2 separate regions of the Homo sapiens genome follow, and region 1 is linked to region 2. A link is a contact called in ENCODE Hi-C or POLR2A ChIA-PET data. All regions are on one chromosome and are shown on one strand. The core of a region is the stretch at or near the end of the contact, and the rest is flanking DNA. Distances in the headings are between cores, read along the strand shown. Region 1 has its middle 65 kb from the start of TMEM45B. Region 2 holds the start of NFRKB (nuclear factor related to kappaB binding protein).

What was found. A loop is a pair of places that touch in the nucleus more often than their neighbours do. ChIA-PET counts read pairs that join two places held with the same protein, here RNA polymerase II (POLR2A). Pooled maps may share reads with other maps.
Region 1: a loop to region 2 is called in a pooled map, with 4 times the contacts of the local background. The contact joins the enhancer-like site here to the promoter of NFRKB in region 2. A Hi-C loop is called at or near these places in 2 of 168 maps with a recorded cell type or tissue (CD4-positive, alpha-beta memory T cell and HepG2) and 7 of 50 pooled maps. POLR2A ChIA-PET finds 5 or more read pairs at or near these places in 1 of 52 experiments (HEK293T).

What each region holds. Positions count from the first base shown.
Region 1 is chr11:129,748,668-129,753,422 of GRCh38, forward strand. No RefSeq gene overlaps it. Among named protein-coding and RNA genes, the nearest start is that of TMEM45B, 65 kb to the right of the region's middle. RefSeq lists enhancers at 1,377-1,878, 1,879-2,378 and a silencer at 2,166-2,265. Within about 2 kb of position 2,189, at least 3 of the 41 ENCODE cell types and tissues checked have a DNase peak (open chromatin) inside an H3K27ac peak, as active enhancers do.
Region 2 is chr11:129,894,328-129,898,882 of GRCh38, forward strand. It overlaps NFRKB (nuclear factor related to kappaB binding protein), which reads right to left and starts at 1,251. Exons shown (of 27, transcript NM_001143835.2): 1 at 1,169-1,251; 2 at 32-111. RefSeq lists a silencer at 968-1,407.

The DNA of each region.
Region 1 (4,755 bases), core at 939-3,438, 140 kb before region 2:
GTCCAGCTCCAGAGTCCATGATCTTCCATGTCTCCCACTACTGCAGAAGGACAGCTATCCCCTGGTGGCATGTGGGCAGTAATCAGGCCAGAGAAACGGAGGAAGTATATACTTTCCAGAAAAAAATAAACCAGACCTAGAATCCTTATCCCAACTCAACTTGCAATGACCGCTAAAAAAGGGTCTCTTCAGCATAAGGACAAGGTGTCTGTCCCCAGGGCCTCAGCTCTGCTTCTAGCTATCAACATGTCCAGAGGACACTGACTGTGGCCTCTGCTCTCTCCCACCTCCCAGAGCTCCTTCCTGCCTCTTCATAGATGAGGGGAGAGATGATGGGAGACAGAGGGTGGCATTTGCCAATGGAGACTAGCCCCAGGTCAGAGAGCCTGGGCTGGCACTTAGGAGTTCCCTGCTGGGAGCGACCCCCAGCCCAGCTGCATGCACCAAACTCCACCCAGCAAGAGAATTCTCACTGCCCTAGAAAAGCAGCTCCCCAAATTTAAACAATCCTGACCCCACCTTCTGCCTCCTGCACATACTTTCTTTGAAATCTTCCAATGCTGAGTAAAGGAAAGATTATTTGATGTCTCTGAGTCTCATCTCTACAAAACCAACCCTGGATGGCCACGTCCAAAGCTACCAGAGGTAACCCCAGTTCTGCTCCAGGGGAGGGGATAAGACAGCATCGACTGCCTTGCAAGGAAGGATCTTGCAACACGCAGCCCGAGAAGAACCTTTCAAGGAGGACAGGGGAAGACTTTATTTTAAAAGTAGTGACTGTTTCAAGGATCTACCTTATGAAGTAAAAGTGAACTTCTTGCTCCAGTAAGTAATTTAAAAGACAAATACGTTCACAGACATACATAGCAACAATGAAGAAACCATAAACCATCACACCAGTTGTCCAAGGCATAAACTGTCAGTGTGGTTCCAAGAGACATTGGCTTGGTTTGGTTTTGATGGAAATCTCTGTATTATCTATTTTTTCCCTAAATGCAAAGTGAAGAGTGTTTTTATCCTTCCTTTATTCACTCAGTGAACACCTACTAAGTGCGACCTCCAGTCCTCAGGCTGCATGCTGGAGATTCAAAGGTGAATATGAACTCAATGAGATGACAGCCCAGAAGACAGAGATGGATAAGTAAATAGTCTCAAGTGCAGTGAAAATTTTGGATTTCTGGGATAGGCGCTATTGATTCTATAAAGGGGACAAACCATGAAGGAAGAGTTAGACGAACCCAAAGGCCATCACGGAGGAGGCAGTGCTTCTGCAACATTGCGAGGAACTGCAAGTAGTATAAAAAAGCAACAGCAGGCGTCGGGGAAAATAGTGAGAATGAACACTGGACATGGATGTGGTGGCACACCTGTGGTCCCAGCCACTCAGGAGGCTGAGGTGGGAGGATTGCTTGAGCGCAGGAGGTTAAGGCTACAGTGCGCAGTGATTGTGCCACTGCACTCCAGCCTGGGCGACAGAGAGAGACTCTGACTCTAAAAAAAAATGAAAATAAAATAAAATATTAAAGACGTAGACAGGAGTCAGATCATGGAGTAAAAGAATTATTCCATTAATGCAGCTCTTGTAAGCACTTCCATCTGACGTAGCCGAGGACTTGATTCAAAATCCTTTCTTTGACCTGCATTGCCTAGAATTCTCCGAGAGAAAACAAGCTTTGCAGACTCTCAAAGGGAATGTCTGGCCATGGTGGAACGCGGGCCCTTGGAGGACTGGCCGGGGCTATGACTCTGGAAGCAGCAAGGGAGGCAAGTGCGCAAGCCTCACCGAGAAGGGAAGACCAGGCTGCTCTCAGCTCTCGGCCGGGCTCCTCACACACCGGAGTGGGCCTAAAGTTCGAGGAGCTTCTTTCTCCTTTTCTCCCCGCAGTGCTTAACGTCTCGGGCCACGGGCTGCCAGCACTCACCTTCTGCCGAGGCCGCCCTGCGGCCTCCCTGTTCTGAGGCCCCTGCCCCTCCCTGATGAAACTTCCTCGGTGCTAACTTGGCAAGAACAGGCAAACGCTGCTGTGCTTCCCTTTGCCCATGAAAAGAATGAGGTTTAGGGGAGGCTCTGCACAGTCCTGTGCTGCCCGGGAGAGCTGAGCAGAAGCTGTTGAAGCCGGCCTCCTGGACTGAGCTTGGTCCAGCAGCCTATCCACGTGAGAGCCCTGGCTGTCTGGAGGCACAGGGAGCGGCTGGGCCTGCAGCGTCCCACCTGGAGGGAAAGGACGCACCGCGACGGAGGCGTGGGCCCTGCGCCGGTGCTGGGCAGGCGGCGGCCGCGCGCCCGGGAGCCACGCTTCTCCGGCGGAACGCGGCGCCCCCTGGCGGCAGAACGCTTGTGGCCGCCGTTACGCTCGTGTGGAAACAGCGCCATCTGCCGAACGTTCTGTCACATTGCTGATTGGCCCACACAGATTTTGTAAGGATTTTTCCTTCTGCTTGCTTAAATCAGGCCGTCCTGAGCCTATTCAAAGTGTACTTTTGAAATGAAAAAAGAAACTGACTGTACAAGATGTTTTGCTCGCTGGAAAAACGAGGATGAAAGGAAAATGGGTAGCGATTATCTGAATAACATGTGCTTCCTGTCTGTAGTGAGGTGTGAACATGGTGGGGCCGCACGTTGCAGAGGAAAACGCATGCATTTTGGAGTCAGGCAACTGCAATCAAATTCTCACTAGCTCCGTGAGCTAGGAAAGTTACTTAGCATTTCTGAGCCTCATTTGTCCTTATCTGTAAAGTAGAAGTACATTTACCTTGCAGCATTGTAGCAAAAGTTAAATAAAATAATGTGCATAAAATGAAAATTAAATGTGTATGAAGTAAATCAGATAATATGTATAACAGGTAGGCTTTAAAGTATAACATAAAAATATCACATAGACATTTTTCTAATTGTTAGAATCGTGAAATATTCCTGAAATGGATTTATCAAATGAGAAGATGGAATCTCTCTGAGGTATTTTTAAATTTTCTCTACAATGGTTGATTCTGACCTTTCTGTAAAAGACGATCTATTTCTGGGCACAGATCCTAGAAGCAGAATTCTGCCAAAGTGAGACTCCACTAACATTTATTGAATGTCTGCCACATGCTAGACACTTTCAAAGATGCTCTTTCATTATCGCCAGTAAAATCTGAAGCTTCAGGATCTATTTCCTCTTCCCAGCAGAAAGTTTTGCCAGGAATATTAGAACCTCTTTTTTACAGCCTCTCAAGTACTTTCAAGATTACTCAGAAAATCCCAAAACTTTGAACAACCCAAATGCCAATTAACAGGAGAATCAATGATAGTACATCCATACAATGAAACATTACTGGGCAATGAAAAAGACAAACAACCAGATAAACACCGCAGGAGGGACTCTCAAATCTGAGGCAAAAATAGAAAGTCAGGCCAAAAATATACTGTATTTGCATGAAGTTCTAGAATATGAAAACCTAAATGATGGAGATAGAAATCAGAATCGTTGTCCACACAGGATAGGGGTGGGGATTGACTGCGGAGGGGCACTAGGCAACTTATGGGGTGATGGGCATGTCCTGAATGTTGATCTAGGTGCTGGTTGCACAGTTATGTACAGGCAGTGGTGTGCTGAAGCCTGCTGGCACCATCAAGAGAGTGGACTGTTAATTTTTCAGGATGTTTGCAAGCCAGTCAGCATCACATTGATAGCTTGGAATCCACCGTGGTGGAAATATTTATACTCCAGAAATTGGCAAACACTACAAAGCAGGGCTTTTTTATCCCACCAGAGAGCCAGTTGTAAAACATGTATGAACACACAACTGTATATATTTGCCAAAGCTCATTGAATTATATATTTCAGATCTATGCATTATACTGTATGCAAATTATATTTCAAACATGGGGGGTGAGTACAAGCTCTCCGCTATCAGAGTGTGCAGAGCACAGCTGGAGGCCCATGCTGAGCAGCTGGGGAGAAAGGTTGGAATCAGTCATTTCTGGAATGGAAAAGCAAAATTTAAGAAGTCTTTTCAGTCATAATGGGTCTAAAGCAAGAAAGCAGATCAAAATACATAAGCCTCAGAATAGAGGTGCAAGACTGGGTCAGCATTTTGATAATGGCTGCACAGATTGCAAATCATCAGCCTCACCTTAGCAAGGAGGAACTGGAGGCCCATATCAGAATCCAATGTTCATCATCTATAATTTTATTAATTTTATTCTTTAAATCATCACACAGGCCAGGCACAGTGGCTCACACACTTTGGAGGCTGAGACAGGTGGATCGCTTGAGCCCACGAGTTTGAGACCAGCTTAGGCAACATGGCGAAACCCCATCTCTACAAAATACAAAAAATTAGCCAGGCACGGTGGCACATGCCTGTAGTCCCAGTTATTCAGCAGGCTGAGGGTGGGAGAATCACCTGAGCCCAGGAGTTTGAAGCTATAGGGAGCCATGATTGTGCCACCGCACTCCAGCTTGGATAACAGAATGAGATCCTATCTAAAAAAATATATATATATATATATATATACACACACACACACACACACATTTTTTTTTAGTGTACAGTTCTATAATTTTTACATATGTATAGATTCACATAAGCACTGCCACAATCAGGATTCAAAATAGTGCCATCACACCCCTAAAAACTCCCTCATGTTTTCCCTTTATAATCACAGCCTCTCCCATTCGTAACTCCTGGCAACCACAGATCTATCCTCCATCAGTATTTTATCTTCTCAAAAATGAGAAATACAGCACGTAAACTTCTGAGACTACTTCC
Region 2 (4,555 bases), core at 1-2,500:
TTCCACAAACACCACATTCCACAAATCTTACCACGCCAGGTGTCAATTTCCTTATTTGAGGAAGGGAAGCTGGACCAGGTCCTCCCTCCCGTTATTTCCAATTCTGGAATCCTGCAATGAATAATCTCTAGATGAGTGACAGTGTGAATTACGTAATACAGGTACTTTTCTTTTCCAAAATTCTCCAATGATAAAGAACAGTTCTAGAATAACTATATGTAAAATGAAGCATGTTCCACTAAATTATTTCAAGCTCCCTTGAAGAGATTTCAGATCCATGTAAAGATATAGCAGAAACTTAAGCGTTGAGTCAAGTCACGTGGGTGGTCCCCAAGCAACTGTGCCCCCTCATCACCCTTCAGCACATGGTGAAATGACATCCTCATCATGCCTATGCCTAAATAAGTGAAGCGGGTGAGACAGCACATAGCATGTGAGTTTAACAAAACTTCAAAATAGCACCAAAAAAAAATTGCAGAAGCAACCTGATGCTCAGAATAAAACCTTCTTAACAGAACTGGCATAGAACAGACTATCAACTGCAAAGTCAGTGTCCTACCTGCCTCTTAGGAGGTCTCTATACAACTTGCTCACAAGTTTCTTCAGTGACGGTGCGTGTCTAGCTAAAGTTAATCTAGTCCACTGACAACCTTTGCACTGCCACTATTCTGAACAGAATCTCAAAATACCAAAACCAGGCAGCTGCCAGGGAGTTGGACCCCGGAAGCCAAGGATTTCCAGATCTTCGGGCGTTCTGAACCTCTTCACTAGACCACGAAGGCCTCTCGGCCTCTCATCACTGGCTTTCAGCACCTGGTCTAACTTTCCCCGCTGGACCCTCCCCAACGCAGAAGCTAAACCCTCGGGTCCTTCCAGAGCAACCGCCGGCTCCAAAGCCCTCAACTCTGCAGCAAATTCCCCTCCGGTGCCAGCCCGGCTGGCCCAAGGCCCGGGTCCAATCCTCAGAACTGCACGGCTCGGCCCCGCCCCTCCCCCACGCCGTGCCTAACCCTAACCCCCAGCCTCACGCGTCGCACCGCTCCCCACGCCCCGCTCCCGCTCCCCACGCCCACACGGGCAGCGACCTCGCGGACCCAGCCGCCCGCTCCCGCTCCCTCCACTCCCAGGAGACACTTCAACCCTTTCGCCGCCCCTTGCCCGCCCTCACCTGAACCGCGGGCGCCGGCCCCCTAACCCGCAGCCCTTCTCCGGCCGCGGGCTCCCAGACGCACTCGCTCCCGCAAGGAGTCTGGGTGCGCGCACGCTCTGGGCCTGCGCGGCGGAAGGGGCGGGGCAGCGCGGGGCGGGGCCTGGAGGGTGCCGGGGCGGGGCCACAGCGGGCGGGTCCTGGAGCGGCTCGGGAGAGCGGAGGGTCGGCGAGGGTGCCTGCGCGCGGCTGGGCCTGGGGATGCAGGTTCCAGCCTGCTTGCGCGTCTCACCTGATTTAGGAGCTTCCAGAGGCCCCAGACAGTGCCTGTCTTTGCCTGACCGCGAATCAAAGTTCCATAGCCCGTGAGCGAAGGCACGTCTATTAGCTGACGTTTGCAGAGAGCATACCCTGCCCCAGGCCCTATGCTAAGCACTTTCTACCCACCGTCTTTGTGCTGCAGCCCTGTGAGCTATGCACTATTAGTGCCCATTTTACAGTTGAGGACATGAGTAGAACGCGACCTCAGCCTGTGCTTCCGAGTTCCTTCATTCCTCCTTCCCGTCCCCGGGCCCTCGATGTCCAGAAAGAATGTAAACACATCGAAGGATCACATTTTAAAGTTAAACTCCATCATTTTCCTCTTCTTAGATATGAAGGCCCCTTTCCTGTTATTCACTGGGTTTTGCTTAGTACGGCTTCACACTACTTATTCCAGGTACTCCCAGCAGTGGCGCAGAGACCATCCTCAGTTCTGTGTGTGGATGGGACCAGAGAAGCCGGCCGGCCGAGCTAATGTTCTTCCCTTCCTGGAAGAGAGTAGTTTCCAAACAACCCGATCTCTGTTCCTCTACTGGCTCCACATATGCTCTAAGTTCCTGTTACACTGTTGAGAGGCTCTTGAATTAGAAACTATCGAGTATAAATGGCAGTGGAATATCACTCTATAGTTGTCACCGATATTTCCCTTACCTTGAGATTGTGACAAGACCAGAAAGAGAAAAAGAGTAAAAACAATGTAAACTATAATTTTTGATAGACTTTGTTTTTTTAAAGTGGTTTAAAGTTAACAAAATTGAGCAGAAAGATATTTTCCAAATACTCCCCGCCCCACCTCCCCACATGCATCGCCTTCCCTTTATCAACATCCTCTACCAGAGTGGTACATTTCTTAGAACTGATGAACCCGGCCCGGCCTGGTGGCTCACGCCTGTAATCCCAACACTTTGGGAGGCCGAGGCGGGCGGATCCCGAGATCAGGAGATCGAGACCATCCTGGCCAACATGGTGAAACCGCGTCTCTACTAAAAATACAAAAATTCGCCGGTCGTGGTGGCGGGCACCTGTAGTCCCAGCTACTCGGGAGCTGAGGCAGGAGAATTGCTTGAACCGGGGAGGCGGAGGTTGCAGTGAGCCGAGATTGAGCCATTGCACTCCAGCCTGTCGACAGAGCGAGACAGAGCGAGACTCCATCTCAAACAAAAGAACTGATGAACCTACATTGATACATCATTACCCACCATCACAGTATAATGCAGAGTAATTTCACTGTCTTAAAAATCATCTGTGCTCTGCATATTCATCTCTCCCTCTCCTCTACCCCTGGCAACCGCTGATCTTTTTGTCTCCATAGTTTTGCCTTTTTCCAGAGTGTCATCTAGTTGGAATTACATAGTATGTAGCCGTTTCAGATTGGCTTCCTTCCCGTAGTAACAGGCATTGAAGTTTCCTCCATGTCTTTTCATGGCTTGATAGCTCCTATTTCTTTTTAGTGCTGAATAATATTCCATTGTGTCGATATATCACAGTTTTATCTATTCGCTTACTGAAAGATATCTTCATTGTTTCCAGGTTTTGGCAATTATGAATCAAGCAATTATGAATCAAACAACCCAGAAATCCAACCACCCACTCCAGGCATCTTTGCATGAACGTATCAAAAACACCTCAGTCCCAATGCCCAGGATCTTCCCCTTTGAGAGGCTGAGATGGGTGGATCACTTGAGCCCAGGAATTGGAGACCAGCCTGGGCAATATGGTGAAACCCCATCTCTACTAAAATAAATACAAAAAATTAGCCAGGTGTGGTGGCACGTGCCTGTAGTCCCAGCTACTCAGGAGACTGAGGTGGGAGAATCGCTTGAGCCAGGGAGATCGAAGCTGCCGTGAGCTGTGATTGCACCACTGCACTCCAGCCTGGGCAACAGAGTGAAACCCTGTCTCAAAAAAGTAAAAAGAAAAATAAAACAACAAAGAATAAGTAAGACTTTTCCTTTACCTTCATTATTAAAGGTAATAATGATGTTCTTTCTTTATATAGATCTGAGGTTCTGACTTTTATCATTTTTCTTCTCTCTGAAAAACTTAACATTCTCTCCAAGGCAGGTCTACTGGCAACAAATCCCCTTTGCTTTTGGGGGATAATTTCATGGGCTACAGCATTCTAGGTTAGACACTGCTTTTTTCTCTCAACACCTTAAACATTTCATTCCACTCGCTCCTTGTGTGCACAGTTTCTGAAGAAAAGTCATTTTTTGTTCATTTGTTTTTTGGTTTTGAAGGATTTTTTTGCATTTATCCTGTGTGTCCTCTGAGCTTCCCGGATCTGTGGTTTCATCTTCCATATTGATTTGGGGAAATAATCAATCATTATTGCTTCAAATATTTCTTCTGTTCCTTTCTCTGTCTTCTGCTAGTATTCCCATGAGGCATAGTTATACCTTTTTTTCATCATCTCACAGTTTTTGGATATTGTTTGTCTTTCAGTTATAGAGGTTTCTATTGAGATATCCTTAAGCTCAGCAATTCTTTCCTAAGATGTGTCTAGTCTACCATTTAGCCTCTCACAGCTACTCTTCATGTTTTTTTTTTTTTTTTTTTTTTTTTTGAGGTGGAGTCTTGCACTGTGACCCAGGCTGGAGTGCAGAGGCGCAATCTCAGCTCTCTGCAACCTCCACCACCCAGGTTCAAGCGATTCTCCCACTTCAGCCTCCTGAGTAGCTGGGATTACAGGCACCCACCACCACGCCTGGCTAATTTTTGTATTTTTAGTAGAAGCAGGGTTACACCGTGTTGGCCAGGCTGGTCTTGAACTCCTGACCTCAAATGATCCACCCACTTCAGCCTCCCAAAGTGCTGGGTTTACAGGCATGAGCTGCCGTGCCCAGCCTACTCTTCATTTTTTATCTCTAGCATTTTAGCTCATTCTTAGGATTTCCATCTCTCTCCTTACATTGTTTGTTATTGCTTGTTGTCTACTTTCTCTAGTAGAGCCCTTTTCATATTAATCACAGTTGTTTCAAATTCCCAGTCTGTGAATTCCAACATCTCGGCCATATCTAATTCTGGGTCTGATGTTTGCTCTCTTTCTTCAAACTTGTGTCTTTTGCCTCTTAGTATGCCTTGTAA